Regions from separate parts of the Homo sapiens genome. Here region 2 is linked to region 1. Evidence: chromatin loops called from intact Hi-C (ENCODE). Cell type or tissue: gastrocnemius medialis. All regions are shown on one strand. Links, peaks and the distances in the headings refer to the core of each region. The heading gives the core; the rest is flanking DNA.

Evidence for each region. Peaks named below come from ENCODE experiments on the same cell type or tissue, not always from the same donor. Only the 100,000 strongest peaks of a DNase experiment are listed, where the experiment ranks them.
Region 2: it touches region 1 in a loop (3-fold over the local background); 1 of 110 quality-filtered maps calls a loop at or near these places.

Annotation. Positions count from the first base shown.
Region 1 is chr22:17,567,505-17,576,349 of GRCh38, reverse strand. It overlaps SLC25A18 (solute carrier family 25 member 18), which reads right to left. Exons shown (of 11, transcript NM_031481.3): 2 at 6,364-6,426. LOC105372850 (a long non-coding RNA gene) reads left to right here and starts at 6,272. Exons shown (of 3, transcript XR_001755420.2): 1 at 6,272-6,372. RefSeq lists enhancers at 6,179-6,929, 6,930-7,681. In gastrocnemius medialis, for the core only: no CTCF peak of the experiment used is centred there; DNase peaks (open chromatin) are centred at 459, 5,329 and 6,035; H3K4me3 peaks cover 2,168 bases; H3K27ac peaks cover 5,140 bases.
Region 2 is chr22:17,667,271-17,676,115 of GRCh38, reverse strand. All of the region lies in intron 2 of BCL2L13 (BCL2 like 13), which reads right to left. Among named protein-coding and RNA genes, the nearest start is that of BCL2L13, 33 kb to the right of the region's middle. In gastrocnemius medialis, for the core only: no CTCF peak of the experiment used is centred there; DNase peaks (open chromatin) are centred at 2,675 and 4,215; H3K27ac peaks cover 6,286 bases.

The DNA of each region.
Region 1 (8,845 bases), core at 390-8,389:
CGGAGTCTCACTCTGTCGTCCAGGCTGGAGTGCAGTGGTGCGATCTTGGCTCACTGTGTAACCTCCGCCTCCTGGGTTCAAGCTATTCTCCTGCCTCAGCCTCCTGAGTAGCTGGGACTACAGGCTCACACCACCACGAATGGCTAATTTTTGTATTTTTAGTAGAGATGGGGTTTCACCATGTTGGCCAAGATGGTCTCCATCTCCTCACCTCCTGATCTGCCCGCCTCAGCCTCCCAAAGTGCTGGGATTACAGGCATGAGCCACCATGCCCGGCCTCCTCTACCTTCTTTTCTGAAGGAATTTAGAGGGTGTAGGGGGTATTGGGGTAGAAAAGATCATCTAAGTGCTGGGATGCAGAACAATGAGAAAACACATCTGGAACTCTTTGGAAACAAAGTGGGAAAGGACTAGAAAAGCAGCCAGCTGGAAGACAGAGGCTCCCTGTCACCGCCTTGGGATGCAGCATCTGGCCATGACATTGTGTCACTGTGCACTGGGAAGACAAGTGCATTCACAATTTACATGTGATAACTGAATCATATTGAGAAGAAGAAATTTGATACACGGGAAATAGCATGTTTGCATGTTCTTAGTGTCAAAAGGTGGAATGCAGTGGGTGAGCATACCCCATTCTAGGACTTGCCCTTTCCCCCTTGCTATTCCGGGTTAGTTGCACTGGGAACTGCCACGTCCCTGGAACTCCATCCCCTGGCTACTGTTCACTGTGTAAGGATGGAGACCTGACTTAAGCTGAATGATTCAACCCCTTCCATAGGAATTTTTAAAGTGTATGCAGCCTCTTTTAGGGGCATTTTACCTGTAACAGATAAAACTTGGGGCCCATCAGCAAACTTGTCACATGATTGAGGAAACAGAGATAAATAAAGCAGACCCGCAGAGATGATGCAAGGCGGGAGAGACTTCTGCCTTATTACTGCACAGCGATCCACTTTATTCCTGACCTTGACCACAAAAAGGGTCTCCCACTATGCTTCTAATGAGGTGACTTATTGTCTTAAGATAGTAGAGTTCTGTAACTTGGTAACCAAAGAGTGCTTAATAAATACATTTTTAAAACCCTCACATTCCATTTAATGGCAACTGAGCGGCTTAGACAGTGCGTGCTGAAAGGCTCAGAGGTGTGCAGAGTCACTAAGGGCTGGCTTGGAGAAGTGGGACTTAAAGAATAAGAGAGCACGGGGCACAGTGGCTCACACCTGTAATCCCAGCACTGTGGGAGGCCGAGGCAGGTGGATCACCTGAGGTCACGAGTTTGAGACTAGCCTGGCCAATGTGGTGAAACCCGGTCTCTACTAAAAATGTAACAATTAGCTGGGCGTGGTGATGCATGTCTGTAATCCCAGGTACTCAGAAGGCTGAGGCAGGAGAATCGCTTGAACCTGGGAGGCGGAGGTTGCAGTGAGTTGAGATCGCACCACTGCACTCTAGCCTGGGCGACAGAGCGAGACTCCATCTCAAAAAATACATATATAAATAATAATAATAATAATAATAAAGGGAACATTGGCCAGGCACAGTGGCTCACGCCTGTGATACCAGCATTCTGGGAGGCCGAGGGTGGGTGGATCAGGAGGTCAGGAGTTCGAGACCAGCCTGGCCAACATAGTGAAACTCCGTCTCTACTAAAAACACAAAAATCAGTCAGGCGAGACGTGATGGCACGTGCCTGTAATCCCAACTGCTCGGGAGGCTGACGCAGGAGAATCGCTTGAACCCGGGAGGTGGTGATTGCAGTGAGCCGAAACGACGCCATTGCACTCTAGCCTGGGCGACAGAGCAAGACTCCATCTCAAAAAAAAAAATAAAAAAAAAAAAGAATAAGGAAGCATTTAAAAGCAGAAGGTGGGGCGTGCAGACCCTGGATGTGGGCTTGGTGTGAGCAGAGGGTTCAGGGAACAGAACTGTGGGAAGGAGGCTGCAAAGGCAGGTTAGGCCACACGTGGGGAGCCTGGGTGGCTAGAGACAGCATGTGCCCTCCTAAAAGGGAATTTTTTTGTTTTCTTTTTGATTGGCATTTTCACAACATGAAAAGTGAATTTTTAAATGTGATCCTGTAGGCAGTAACAAAACACTGAATACTTCTTTTTTTCAGGGGACAAGATCTGGCTCTGTTGCCCAGGGTGGAGCGCCGTGGCGCAATCTCAGCTCACTGCAACCTCTGCTTCCCAGGCTCAAGCGATCCTCCCACCTCAGCCTCCCAAGGAGTTGGGACCATAGGTGTATGACACCATGTCAGGCTATTTTTTTAAAAAAAATTTTTGTAGAGATGGGTTTTGCCATGTTGCCCAGACTGGTCTTGAACTCCTGAGCTCAGCTGATCCGCACACCTCCACCTCCCGAAGTGTCGGGATTACAGGCGTGAGCCACACTGAATGCTTTTAAGGGGGAAAATACCACATTGAATGTAGTATGAGGACAGTTATTCTGGAAGAATGGGTTGAGGGGAGTCAGTGAGAGGCCAATTAGGAGACCCTTCAGAGTAAAACAATGAAGTGGAGAGGGAGGGATTAGGGAGAAGGGGTAGAGAACAAGGGTTACTGGGAGAGAACTTTGTAGAGAGCCTTGGTGACTGTCCAGGGCTGAACCGCAGAGAACCATGGAGCTGTCTCAGCTCTGAGGTGAGGAATGAAGGATGCAAGTTAGGAACCGAAGCTGCCTGCAGGGAAGGAGAGAGATGGGGTCAGTGGGGCTTCGGGAACTCTCTCCTCAGCACTGTGGGAAGGAAGTCAGCCAGCAGGCACACCGGCTTGACAGAAAGAACACCTCAGCTGTAGACACCATGCTGCCGTGGCTGGCCTTGGGCTAGTCCTCCAGCCCCCAGGTGCCCCATTTCCAGGAGTATTTCCAGATACTGAGTCCTACCTCCTCACCACTCCAGACTCTATTTTTCAAACGTGGAGGTGGCTAAGGATGGTTCTGGTGTAGAGTCAGAAGCAGACAGGTTTTGGGGGGAAGTGGGGAGGAAGTCAGAGAGGAGGTGCAGCACTGTCAACTGATCTCACCACTCAGCAGCATTCAGAGGCTACTCCGGCCACCCCTGCCTGAATCCCACCACCAGAACTAACCTGTGGCCCACCCTGTCTGTTTTGCTAGAAAATAATGAGCTAACAGGAATGATCCATGACTTTTTGTTACTAATGAACATCTGCTCCCTTTCTTAAAGTGCTTAAAGTAATAGAAAAAATAGTAGAAAATCCAGAAGGTACAGAAAACTGTAAAAGGTCTCACTCTGTTGCCCAGGCTAGAGTGCAGTGGCGTGATCTTGGCTCACTGCAGCCTCAACTTCCTTGACTCAAGGGATCCTCCCGCCTCAGCCTCCTGGGTTGTTGAGACTACAGGTGTGCACCATCACGCCCGGTTAATTTTTAAAAAATTATTTGTAGAGGGCTGGGCGCCATGGCTCATGCCTGTAATCCCAGCACTTCGGGAGGCCGAGGCGGGCGGATCACGAGGTCAGGAGATTGAGACCATCCTGGCTAACACGGTGAAACCCCGTCTCTACTAAAAATACAAAAAATTAGCCGGGCGTGGTGGCGGGCGCCTGTAGTCCCAGCTACTCGGGAGGCTGAGGCAGGAGAATGGTGTGAACCCGGGAGGCGGAGCTTGCAGTGAGCCGAGATCGCGCCACTGCACTCCAGCCTGGGCGACAAAGCGAGACTCCGTCTCAAAAAAAAAAAAAAAAAAAAAATTTATTTGTAGAGATGGGGTCTCGCCATGTTGCTAAGGCTGGTCATGAATGCCTGGGCTCAAACAGTAATCCCACCTCAACCACTCAAAGTGCTGGGATTACAGGCGTGAGACACCACACCCAGTGGAAAAGTGATTCTTTTTTTTTTTTTTGAGATGGAGTTTTGCTCTTGTTGCCCAGGCTGGAGTGCAATGGCACGATCTCGGCTCACTGCAACCTTCACCTCCAGAGTTCAAGCAATTCTCCTGCCTCAGCCTCCTGAGTAGCTGAGATTACAGGCATGCGCCAGCATGCCCACCTATATTTCTGTATTTTTAGTAGAGATGTGGTTTCTCCATGTTGGTCAGGCTGGTCTTGAACTCCCGATCTCAGGTGATCCGCCCACCTTGGCCTCCCAAAGTGCTGGGATTACAGGGGTGAGCCACTGTGCCCAGCCGATTCTCCTTTTTTTGAGATGGAGTCTCACTCTGTTGCCCAGGCTGGAGTGCAGTGGCGTGATCTCGGCTCGCTGCAACCCCTGCCTCCCAGGTTCCAGTGATTCTCCTGCCTCAGCTTCCTGAGTAGCTGGGATTACAGGCACGCACCACCACACCTGGCAAAGTTTTTTGTTTTTTTTTTCTGAGACGGGAGTCTTGCTCTGTTGCCCAGGCTAGAGTGCAGGGGCATGATCTCGGTTCACTGCAACCTCCGCCTCCTAGGTTCAAGCGATTCTCCTGCCTCAGCCTCCCAGTAGCTGCGATTACAGGCACGAGCCACCATGCCCGGCTAATTTTTGTATTTTAGTAAATACGGGGTTTCACCATGTTGGCCAGGGTGGTCTCAAACTCCTCACCTCAACTGATCCGTCTGCCTTGGGCCCAGACTTTTTTTTTTTTTTTTCTTTTTGAGACAGTCTCACTGCATTGCCCAGGCTGGAGTGCGGTGGTGTGACCTTGGCTCACTGCAACCTCTGCCTTCTGGGTTCAAACAGTTCTGCCTCAGCCTCCCAAGTAGCTAGGATTACAGGCGTGCTCCATCACGCCCGGCTAATTTGTGCATTTTTACCCTGTTGTCCAGGCTGGTCTTGAACTCGTCAGCCTCAAGTGATCTGCCCACATCAGCTCCCCAAAGTGCTGGAATTACAGGCCTGAGCCACTGCGCCCCGGCTGGAGAAGTGATTCTTAATACATTGTAACTGAGGGTCATATTGTGAACAAGACACACTATTTAGAGAAATGATACTAGCTGCTGAGCTGCAGGGAGGAGCGTGCTGGAGTTTTCCAAGCTCCTCAGATCACATAGCTTTTCGTTCTTCCTGTTTAAAAACGTCCCATTCCCTTGGCTTGACTCCTCTGGCTTCCCCTTCTGTGCAGCCACTGCTAGATCACCACAGATTGTCCCTCCGGATGCCTGAGGGCTCCTAACTCAGCTCCTTGCCTTCAGCCTTGTTGCCTTCAAATCCACCTTCCAAACGGCCAAGTGGGTGAAAGGGCGCGGGGGCTGCCTTCCCACGGCTCTCGGGACAGGCTCCCACTCCCGCACAACCTGCCCTGGTTTTCCTCTCCCTCACCCCCTGCTTTCAACTTTTGCTTTCGGAACACGTCAGTCTTGCTTCCGAGTCTTGCACATACTGTCCCCTTCACCCAGGACACTCTTTCCGCATCCAAACCCAGTGATTTACAAACTGTTCTTTGGGCTTCAGCTCAGACGTCACCTCCTCCCACATGCCTTTCTGGAGTCACCCCATTCTTGGCTAGGAGCCCTCTCCTGTTAACCCATTGAATATTCAGTTGCAGCACTTACTGCATTACATTGACACTGACTTGCTTCCCCATGAAAATTACCAGTTATTTGTGAGTTAAGACGGTCTTGAGGCTGGGCACGGTGGCTCACGCCTGTAATCCTAGCACTTTGGGAGGCCAAGGCGGGCAGATCACCTGAGGTTAGGAGTTCGAGACCAGCCTGGCCAACATGCTGAAGCCCCATCTCTACTAATAGAAAAAAAAATTAGCCAGGCATAGTGGCATGCACCTGTAGTCCCAGCTACTCGGGAGGCTGAGGCAGGAGAATTGCTTGAACCCAGGAGGCGGAGGTTGCGGTGAGCCGCCATCATGCCACAGCACTCCAGCCTGGGCGACAGAGTAAAACTGTCTCAACAACAACAAAAAGTCTTGGGGCAGTATCCTGGCCACGGCGCAGAGGCATCCAGTAAGCATCCTCAAATCAAGAAGCCACAATGACTCCCCATCTGACTTTGCTGTCAGACTTGTCACGAGACTGCTGGCTCCACTGTAGAGCTGTGCTCATTTATTCCCACTGTGAGGAGCTGGGTTGGGGGCCTCAGGGTGATGACCACGTCCCCGCCTACTTCCTCTTATTAGCAGAGCAAGGGTGAGTGTTCCCAGGAATGAGCCCCTCACACTAGTAGCCAGGAGCCAGTTCTTGACTTATTGCCAAGAAAATCACTTGCTTCCTGGCTTGGATGTTGCCTGGGATACCCCATGGTCAGGGGCGGCCACTTCCTCGTGCCCACCCCTTCTGACTCTATCCAACAAATGGGATGAGTGTCCCTGTCCCACTGGCTGCTCTTCCCCTTTCCCCCAATGGTTTATTTGCTAGAAGAGTCTTTTCCTACCAACTCTGAGCTTGATGCAGACAGACAAGACACTTACCTGCTTTCGGTAAGAACCTCTGCCTTTTCTGGAACCCAGGATATAGTTCAGATCGCTGCTGAGCTGCAGGGAGAGGTGGCTTTCAGTGTCAGCCAGCTTGGACTGGTTTTCCCTTCTGTGGTCAGTTTCCCTCCCTCTGCCTCCCCCTCATCACCACTGCAGGGTTCCAGACTCTCACCGCACACTGCACCTTCAAATAGGTTGGGTTTGAAGCAAAACCCAAAGAGGCTACTATCCAGTCAAGCCACGCTGCACCTCCCCAGGTGGCAAGTAGGTTGCTGTTTACTTGGTGGCTAGTATGACTCGGACAAAAAGTCCAGGCTGGGAAAAGATTTTAACAAGGCAGCTTGGGGGTGAGGGGAGATTCACCGCCCACTCAGAGACCTGGAAGCCAGGGAGGAGGACAAACACTGAAAATCAATGCAACGCAAACACTTTTGCAAGACATTTGGTGCCAGAAGCAAATCTCTGCTTCTCAGTCTCATGCACTTTTCTTACTGCTGATAACCGGCTATTTCAATGATCCTGGGAGGCATCCTCCCTGCAGGAACACATTTTCCTTTCACTTTGCATGTATTTGTTGGGGGCTATCACGTGCTCAGCTGCAGGAGGGCTGCAATGTAGTTTTGGCACATTCTCAATGCTTAAGAATGTTACAAGTGTAAAAAGCAAAGAAGAGGGCTGGGCGCGGTGGCTCACGCCTGTAATCCCAGCACTTTGGGAGGCCGAGGCGGGCGGATCACGAGGTCGGGAGATGGAGACCATCCTGGCTAACATGGTAAAACCCCGTGTCTACTAAAAATACAAAAAATTAGCTGGGCGTGGTGGCGGGCGCCTGTAGTCCCAGCTACTCGGGATGCGGAGGCAGGAGAATGGCGTGAACCCAGGAGGCGGAGCTTGCAGTGACCTGGGATCGCGCCACTGCCCTCCAGCCTGGCTACAGGCTGGGCGACTCCATCTCAAAAAAAAAAAAAGTAAAGAAGAGGTTCCTCTTAAAAGACTTTCCTCCCCATCTAATTAAAAATAAGTAGTAATTTCTCTTAAAAGCAAAATTTATTCAAAGACCTGTGCTAACATTCTTAAATATCTACCAGCCATAATAAAAAAAATCAATGTACTTTATACAGGCCGGGCACGGTTGCTCACGCCTGTAATCCCAGAACTTTGGGAGGCCGAAGCAGGTGGATCACAAGGTCAGGAGACTGAGACCATCCTGGCTAACACGGTGAAACCCTGTTTCTACTAAAAATACAAAAAATTAGTCAGGCGTGGTGGCAGGCGCGTGTAGTCCCAGCTACTCGGGAGGCTGAGGCAGGAGAATGGCGTGAATCCGGGACGCAGAGCTTGCAGTGAGCCGAGATCGCACCACTGCACTCCAGCCTGGGTGACAGAGTGAGACTGTCTCAAAAAAAAAAAAAAAAAAAAAAAAAAGATGTACTTTATATTCTCGGCTCCCACAGTTTAGCCTCAATATTTGCCCTGCCATACTTATACTGGTCCAAACAAACATTAGGTCATAGCCTGTTCCTCTTCCTTATTTAAAGGTGTTTTTACCTTTCTCGATATTCCACAAGTTCCTTCCTCCTTCCTTTATTCTCATCTGCCTTTTTTTTTTTTTTTGAGATGGAGTCTTGCTCTGTCACCCAGGCTGGAGGGCAGTGGTGCCATCTCGGCTCACTGCAAGCTCAGCCTCCCACGTTCACGCCATTCTCCTGCCTCAGCCTCCCGAGTAGCTGGGACTACAGGTGCCCACCACCACACCCGGCTAACTTTTTTGTATTTTTTTAGTAGAGACGGGGTTTCACCATGTTAGCCAGGATGGTCTTGATCTCCTGACCTCGTGATCCGCCCGCCTCAGCCTCCCAAAGTGCTGGGATTATAGGTGTGAGCCATCGCACCTGGCCTATTCTCCTCTGCCTTTGCCTCTTTTAAAAAGTTGTAAGTTACTAGCCAATCAAAACAAATACAAAATATAAAGTCCCATTCCAGCCAAAAAAACCAGACAGCAATAAAGTAGACCCATCAGGTTATAAACGACCCTGTCTCCTTTGTTCAGTATACTCTCGTGACAAAACTGCTAGCAAGTGTACCCTTTCTGCAGAAAGTATAAAAATGGCCTTACTAAAAAAATTAAATTTATATTCAAGTGCTATTTCTTTACGGCACCAAGGAACAAGCATTCCTACAAGTGAGTTGTGAACTCAATGCTGCTTGAGTTAAGGAAGGTTTCTTGGAGTTTTGGAGACATGGAAAGGTTTCAGGAAGAAAGTGGCAATTGATTTTGGGTTGGAGGAAAGGCAAAGATGTTGATGGAATTATAAAAGCAAGGATAGAGAGGTAAAATGGAGATCCACTGGCAAATTGTCTAATTTGGGGCAAAAGGCTGTTAAACCACGTTGGGTCTAGATGAAACAGGGCCCTGCTGCCAGGCGAAGGATCTGGGAGAGGTGAAGAATCAGCACTGGATACTTTGAAGTCAGAT
Region 2 (8,845 bases), core at 304-8,303, 100 kb before region 1:
CCCAATCGACAGGTGCTCCCACTCACCAATTCTTTTCATGCTCTAAAATTGTATTATTAGATAATTATCTTTCCTGGCCCCTTATCTCTGTGAACAGAAATTAGCTCATCACAGATTTTTAATCAAAGATGCTTATACAGAACCTGCTTTCCACACTGTGAAAGGTAGGAATAGCAGGACAACCTCTGTCAGTTTAGATAATGCCATGTAATATAAAATAAGGCTGTTTTAACACAAACTAGGAGAAATCTTGACAGGCAGTTATTCTTGCTCTTCAATTGCTGCTAGAGAGAATGGCTTAATATGTGTTGCTTAAATTTGTTGGACATTGCACAACAAATTGATTGGGGAAGTTTTACTAAAAAGCTGTATTCCTGAATACCAGATGTTCTGCAACCTGTTTCCAAGGGTGGCTTGCCTCTAATGGACTTGCCTTCAATTTTTTTCCAGGCTAAGGTAATCTCTGTCATACTCAACAATGTAAGAATTTTGATCAATCACTGTCATAAGCTACAGTGAATGAACGTGCTTTTAAGAGAAATCAATCCTTCTTGTAGCTACTAACACTCCTTCAAACATACTTCAATGACAGAAACAGAAATAACAACCAGGCTGAAAAAAGTTAGCCCTCTATTCCACAAAAACATTTCTAACTTAATATCTATCATTCTACTCTTGACCTCCCCTTAATCAGAAACTCAGAACACCTACACGTTTTAGACTTCTTGCAGATAATATAACCTATTGGATCCATTTTTCTACAAGGTTTGAATTGTAGACCTCATGATTTGCCCACCCTGGTCTCCCAAAGTGCTGGGATTACAGGAGTGAGCCACCGCGTCTGGCCGATATTGACAACATTTTCTACTGCATTTCTGTGTCCTATGTTATAAAGCTCTTAGTGGGAAAAAAGAAATCTTTTAAAAAACTATTTTCCAACCAAAAGGAACTAGTATAGCTTCTAAATTATAGGGGTAAAAGATTCCTGGAACTAAATATACCCTCTGTTTTATAGTATATATATGTGTGTGTGTGTGTGTATACATATGTATGTATGTATGTATTTGGCTTTCCCAAGAACCAAATTCACAGCTCAGCACTAGTATAATTGTAGAGGATCTCACAGACTACTTACCTATCTATGATCTGTTATTCCTACTATAGACATGTACAATTTTCCTACTCCTGATTTTTTTATTTACTATTTGGATTTTTCCATTATGCATCATAAGCCACATTAAATTATATGTGGTAAGGAATTTTTTAAAAAAGTATTACTATTTGCATCCAGTATGAACTCACTGCCAATTTCTCACTATCTAACAAAACAAGCCAGATGCAGTAGCATGTTACAGTCCCAGCTACTTGGGAGGCCTAGGCAGGAAGACCCCTTGAGCTCAGGAGTTTGAGGCCATAGTGTGCTATAATCATGCCTGTGAGTAGCCACTGCACTCCAGCCTGGGCAACATAGCAAGAACTCATTTCTTTCTTTCTTTTTTTTTTTTTTTTTGAGACAGAGTCTCACACGGTTGCCCAGGCTGGAGTGCAGTGGCACGATCTCTACTCACTGCAACCTCCGCCTCCTGGGTTCAAATGATTTTCCCACCTCAGCCTCCCTAGTAGCTGGGATTACAGGCGCCCGGAACCATGCCTGGCTAATTTCCTATATTTTTAGTAGAGACAGGGTTTCACTATGTTGGCCAGGCTGGTCTTGAACTCCTGACCTTGTGATCCGCCCGCCTCAGCCTCCCAAAGTGCGTAAGCCACTGTGCCCCGCCAGCAAGAACCTATCTCTAAAAAACAAAACAAACAAAAACCTCAAACATATTATTCTACATTTTTGCTCAACATAAACTGTCCTTCTGTTTCCTGATAATTCAAATTCTGTCTATCCTTGAAAAACCAATGTAACTCTCTACTTCAAAATGTCTTCACTGACTATTATGTTTACAGGTCTATCACTGACCTTAAACATTTATACATTTAGTCTGTGTCACAAAGTTTAACACTTAAAAATACACTATCCTATGCTGTTTGATGATTTTGTACTTTATTATCATCATTCTAAACAGATTACAAACACTTTGGGATATACTTCCTTTGTCCTAGACTTGTGTGAAATATGGACTAAAAAAATATTCAAATACTTGACAGCTACCACTATCTACTATGATAAAAACTTAGAGTTACAACGTAAAGATTTATATGTACAGATGAAAAGCTCACTGTATTCTCTATGTATACATGGCAACCTCGCTAGGGAGAGGAGACACTTAAAAAAACACAATAAAATAAGAATTATAAATAAATTCAAAGGAATTAAAAAAATACAAAGTTCCCATTCCAGCAGGTGTAGCTTAAAAATACAAATAAATAAAAAATACAAAGTTATCAGTATATTTTGAGGACAGCTCAAATGACAAAAGGTAAAAGAAATAAGGCCGGGCGCAGTGGCTCATGCCTGTAATCCCAGCACTTTGGGAGGCCGAGGCAGGCGGATCACGAGGTCAGGAGATCGAGACCAGTCTGGCTAACACAGTGAAACCCCATCTCTACTAAAAATACAAAAAAAAAAAAAAAAATTGCCAGGCATGGTAGTGGGCGACTGTAGTTCCAGCTACTCAGGAGCCTGAGGCAGGTGAATGGCATGAATCTGGGAGGCAGAGCTTGCAGTGAGCCGAGATCGCACCACTGCACTCCAGCCTGGGTGACAGTGACGGAGTGAGGCTCTGTCTCAAAAAAAAAAAAAAAAAAGAAAGAAAAGAAAATGAGAAGTCATATTGCATCAGGCAAATATGACAACAGACCAACTGCATAGATAGGAAGATAAATAGAGCATTTATTTATGGCGATGAGTCACGATGGAGATACTGAGAACTAGGAATGGAAAGAATAAGACCTCCACTATTACTTGCATACTTATGAGAGTTTAATCAGTGACTGAATCATAGAACTTTACAGGTTTATAGTCTGTAAAGGCTGTCAAGTCTATCCTCATTACATAAAGAATATGAGACTTCAGAGAATTTAATGACTAGCCCAAGTTCTAATAAATAACAGAGAAATAACATTAGAAACTACATATTCTGGTAAATAGAATTATTATTGACTCCCAGGACATACGACTATAATTTTTGACGCACAGTGACAAGGAATACATGAATGCTTTATCTGCCATCTGTCATCTGCCCCTTTTTGGAAAATCTACATACCCAAAACATACATACACCCACACACATCCAATCACACCACCATCAATACCACCACCATCCCACAAAGCAAATGACAAAAATGTCATGGTTACCATATGCCTCACCCCACCAGATTAAAGAAAAGCAGCTGATTAAAGGAGAGCTTATTCTCTTGAGACTAATGTGATGCTGATTACACATGACAAGTTGTCATACTTCATAATAAACCATGTGGAAAACCTAAACCAGAAAATGTCTGCTGCTGTTAGGACACAAAGGCTATTTATTTAGCTGACCAGTGACACAGAGAGATTCAGTGATTTGCATTTAATTAATCCTCTCCACCTAGTTTTTCTAAAGCACAGAGCTACGCAGTGGGGCCAATGCTGCATAAATTCTGGACTATAAACCAAGATACAAATATTTCAAAGATAAACAGACTTTAGCACACTAAGTCCCACCCACTTGTTTCAAATGAAGTCAAGTGAGTCAGTAATCATTATATTCCAGCCCTAAAATTCATTCAGAGCTATCAAAGTGAATAGAAGATTAACAAGTTTAGCCAAGTTGAATGGACTAGAGCTCCCAGAGCAAAATACTTTCGAAATCTATGGTTCCCCAAACTGGAAACACATTTAAATTACCTATAAAACACATTAAATTATAGATTCCCAAGTCCTAGCATGCAGTATCTGGTCCTGTAGGTCTAGGGTAGAGCTCCATGATCTTTGTTTTAGCAAGTATTCAGGCAATTAGCCTTGCGATAACACTCTAGGCAGTCCAAATAATTACAATCAAATCAAAAAGGTCCATTGAACATATAGACAGAATGGTTCAATTGTTCATTAAATAGCAAAAACAAATACCTCAAAATATACCTTACTGGACCAGCAATTAAGAAACCAGATGTTGGCCGGGCACAGTGGCTCATGCCTGTAATCCCAGCATTCTGGGAGGCCAAGGCGAGCGGATCACCTGAGGTCAGGAGTTTGACACCAGCCTGGCCAACATGGTGAAATGACATCTCTACTAAAAATACAAAAATTGGCTGGGCGTGATGGCGCGCTCCTTTAATCCCAGCTACTCAGGAGGCTGAGGCATGAGAATTGCTTGAACCCAGAAGGCAGAGGTTGCAGTGAGCAGAGATTGCACCACTGCACTCCACTCCAGCCTGGGAAAGAGTGTGAGACTCTGTCTGAAAAAGAAAACAGATGTTTGGGGCAGAGTGGCACTTTGGGAGGCTAAGGCATAAAGATCGCCTGAGCTCAGAAGTTTGAGACCAGCCTGAGGAACATGGCGAAACAAATGTCTCTACAAAAAAAATAAATAAATAAAGGAGCAAGATTTTTTTTTTTTTTTGAGATGTAGCCTCACTCTGTTGCCCAGAATGGAGTGCATGGCGCGATCTCAACTCACTTCAACCTCTGCTGCCCAGGTTCAAGCGATTCCCCTGCCTCAGCCTCCTGAGTAGCTGGGACTACAGGCGCCCGCCACAACTCCTGGCTAATTTTTTTTTTTTTTTTTTTTTTTTGAGATGGAGTCTCGCTCTGTCACCCAGGCTGGAGTGCAGTGGCGTGATCTTGGCTCACTGCAAGCTCTGTCTCCCGGGTACACGCCATTCTCCTGCCTCGGCCTTCCCAGTAGCTGGGACTACAGGCACCCACCATCACACCCACCTAATTTTTTGTATTTTTAGTAGAGAAGGGGTTTCACCGTCTTAGCCAGGATGGTCTCGATCTCTTGACCTCATGATCTACCCACCTCGGCCTCCCAAAGTGTTGGCATTACAGGTGTGAACCACCGTGCCCGGCCAATTTTTTGTATTTTTAATAGAGACAGGGTTTCACCATGTTAGCCAGGATGGTCTCGATCTCTTGACCTCATGATCTGCCCACCTCGGCCTCCCAAAGTGCTGGCATTACAGGTGTGAGCCACTATGCCCAGTCTTTTGTTTTGTTTTAAACAACCAAATTCCAGACAGCCAATCATGATTGCAGTTTTCAGGTTCTAGCGTTATCATACCCCCTAAGCATCTTGCAGATTGGGAGACAGACTGATGGAGGACAGATCTGAGGGAAAAGAATGCAGAATTCCACCATGCACCACCCAAGGTCTGGCTTCACAGTGGTCGAGATCAACCATCTTCTGTTCCTGATAGAAAAGCTAAGATAAGAATGAAACAGTACACATCTCTGGAAATAATATATTATGGCTCAATTTCAAATTGGGTTATACAAATCTGCCTTGAAAAGCTGATGTAAGCCGGGCGCAGTGGCTCATGCCTGTAATCCCAGCACTTTGGGAGGCCGAAGCAGCCGAGGTCGGGGGCTTGAGACCAGCCTGACCAACATGGAGAAACCCCATCTCTACTAAGAACACAAAATAAGCCAGGCATGATGGCGCATGCCTGTAATCCCAGCTACTTGGGAGGCTGAGGCAGGAGAATCACTTGAACCTGGGAGGCAGAGGTTGCGGTGAGCCAAGATCACGCCATTGCACTCCAACCTGGGCAACAAGAGCGAAACTCTGTCTTAAAAAAAAAAAAAAAAAAGCTGATTTGAGATAGCAGGACTCCCCAAATTGATCTACACATTAATGTAATCCCCATCAAAATTCCAACTCTGTTTTTTCCAGAAATAGACAAGCCAATCCTAAAATTAATATGGAAATGCAAGAGACACAGAATAGTCAAAGCAATCTTGGAAAAGGAAGAACAAAGTTGAAGGGCTCACACTTCATAATTTCAAAATTTACTACAAAGCTACAGCAATAAAAATAGTATGGTATAACAACAGGTATACAGACCAATGGAATTGAATTGAGAAGGGAAAAATAAATCCATACATATATGGTCAATTGATTTTTGAGAAAGGTACCAAGGTCAACCAATGGGAGAAAGAATAACTTTTCAACAAATGGTGCTGAGACAACAACAAGAGATCCCCATGTGTATTAGTCCATTTTCTTTTGTTTATGAAAGAATACCTGAAACTGGATAGTTTATAAAGAAAAGGAATTTATTTCTCACAGTTCTGGAGGCTGAGAAGTCCAAGGTTGAGGGGCTGCCTTTGACCTCAAACAGAGTCCCGAGGCAGCACAGAGTATTACATGGCGAGGGGGCTGAGCATGCTAATGTGTGAGCTCCAGGTCTCTCTTCCTCTTCTAATAAAGCCACTGGTTCCACTCACATAACTCATTAATCCATTAACCCACGAATGGATTAATCCATTTGTAACGGCTACTATATTTTGCTTTGTTTAAACCCTCCAAATCTCATGTTGAGAGTTGATCCCAAATGCTGGAAGTGGGGATTAATGGGAGGTGTTTGGGTCACGGGAGTGCATCCCTCATGGATGACCTGGTACCATCTTCAAGGTTCTCAGTGAGTTCTTGCTCAGTTCCTTTCTGCCAGAACTAGTTGTTAAAAAGAGCATGGCACCTCCCTTCCTATTCTCACTGGCCTCTGTTCTTGTCATGTGATCTCTGCACACATGAGCTTCCCCTTTTCACCATGAGTGGAAGCAGTTTGAGGCCCTCACCAGATGCAGACGCCAGTGCCATGCTTCTTAAACAGCCTGAAGAACCAAGAGCCAGGCCAGGTGCGGTGGCTCACGCCTGTAATCCCAGCACTGTGGGAGGCCGAGGCGGGCAGATCACGAGGTCAGGAGATTGAGACCATCCTGGCTAACATGGTGAAACCCCGTCTCTACTAAAAATACAAAAAACTAGCCGGGTGTGGTGGCAAGCACCTGTAGTCCCAGCTACTCAGGAGGCTGAGGCAGGAGAAAGGCGTGAACCTGGGAGGCGGAGCTTGCAGTGAGCTGAGATCGCACCACTGCACTCCAGCCTGGGCGACAGAGCGAGACTCCGTCTCAAAAAAAAAAAAAAAAAAAAGAAAGAAACAGGAGCCAAATAAACTTCTTTTCTTTATAAATTACCCAGCCTCGGGTGTACCTTTATAGCAATATAAATGAACTAAGACAAGGACAACGTGCTCAAGATGCAATTACCTCTAAAAGCCCTCATCTCCTAATACTGCCACATTGGGAGCTAAGTTACAATATGAATTTGAGGGGACACTGAAACCACAGTACTATGCAGAAGAACTTATCTGAATCCCTACTTCAAACCATATGTAAAAATTAACTCAAAACAGATCAGGCCAAGCGCAGTGGCTCACGTCTGTAATCCCAGCACTTTGGGAGGCCAAGGCAGGTGGATCACGAGGTCAGGAGTTCGAGACCAGCCTGGCCAACATGGTGAAACCCCATCTCTACTAAAAATACAAAAATTAGCCAGGCATCGTGGTGCACGCCTGTGGTGCATGCCTGTAATCCCAGCTACTTGGGAGGCTGAGGCAGGAGAATTGCTTGAACCCAGGAAGGTGGAGGTTGCAGTGAGCTGAGACAGCACCACTGCACTCCAGCCTGGGCGACAGAGCGAGACTCCATCTCAGGAGAAAAAAAAAAAAACACAGATCAAAGACCTAAATTTAAAAGCTAAAACTATAAAATTCTCAGAAGGAAACACAGGTGAAAATGTACATGACCTTGTATTAGCCAATGGTTTCTTAGATAAGACACTCAAAGCATAATAAAAAAACGTTAAGACAGGTAGGGCACGGTGGCTCACGCCTGTAATCCCAGCACTTTGGGAGGCTGAGGTGGGCAAATCATCTGAGGTCAGGAGTTCAAGACCAGTCTGGCCAACATGGTGAGACCCCCATCTCTACTAAAAACACAAAAAATTAGCCTGGCATCGTGGTGTGCGCCTGTAATCCCAGCTACTTGGGAGGGTGAGGTGGAAGAATTGCTTGAAGCTGGGAGACGGAGGTTACAATGAGCCAAGATAGTGCCACTGCACTCCAGCCTGGGCGACAGAGCGAGACTGTCTCAAAAAAAAAAAAGAATAGGCAACTACAAGCCCTTCCTCATGCTCTCAAAAAAAAAAAAAAAAAAAAAGACAAACTGGAATTCACCAAAATTAAAAATGTTTGTATGTCAAAGGATACTGCCAAGAAAGTAAGTAAAAAGACAAACTATAGCATGAATGAAAATATCTAGCAATCATGTATCTGATAAGAATCTGGTGACCAAAACATATAAAGAATTCTTACAACTGCCCGCGGTGGCTCACGCCTGTAATCCCAACACTTTGGGAGGCCAAGGCGGGCAGATCACTAGAGGTCAGGAGTTCCAGACCAGCCTCGCCAACATGGTAAAACTCCGTCTCTACTAAAAATACAAAAATTAGCCAGGTATGGTGGCAGACACCCATAATCCCGGCTACTCAGGAGGTGGGGGCAGGAGAATCGCTTGAACCTGGGAGGCTGAGGTTGCAGTGAGCTGAGACCACACCACTATATTCCAGCCTGGGCAACAGAGATAGACTCTGTCTCAAAAACAACAATAACAACAAAGACTTCTTACAACTCAATTTAAAAAAACTCAAGTAGGCCAAGTGCGGTGGCTCACGCCTGTAATTCCAGCACTTTGGGAGGCCAAGGCGGGCAGATCACATGAGGTCAGGAGTTCGAGACTAGCCTGACCAACATGGCGAAACCCATCTGTACTAAAAATACAAAAATTAGCCAGGCGTAGTGGTGGGCACCTGTAATCCCAACTACTCAGGAGGCTTAGGCAGGAGAATCGCTT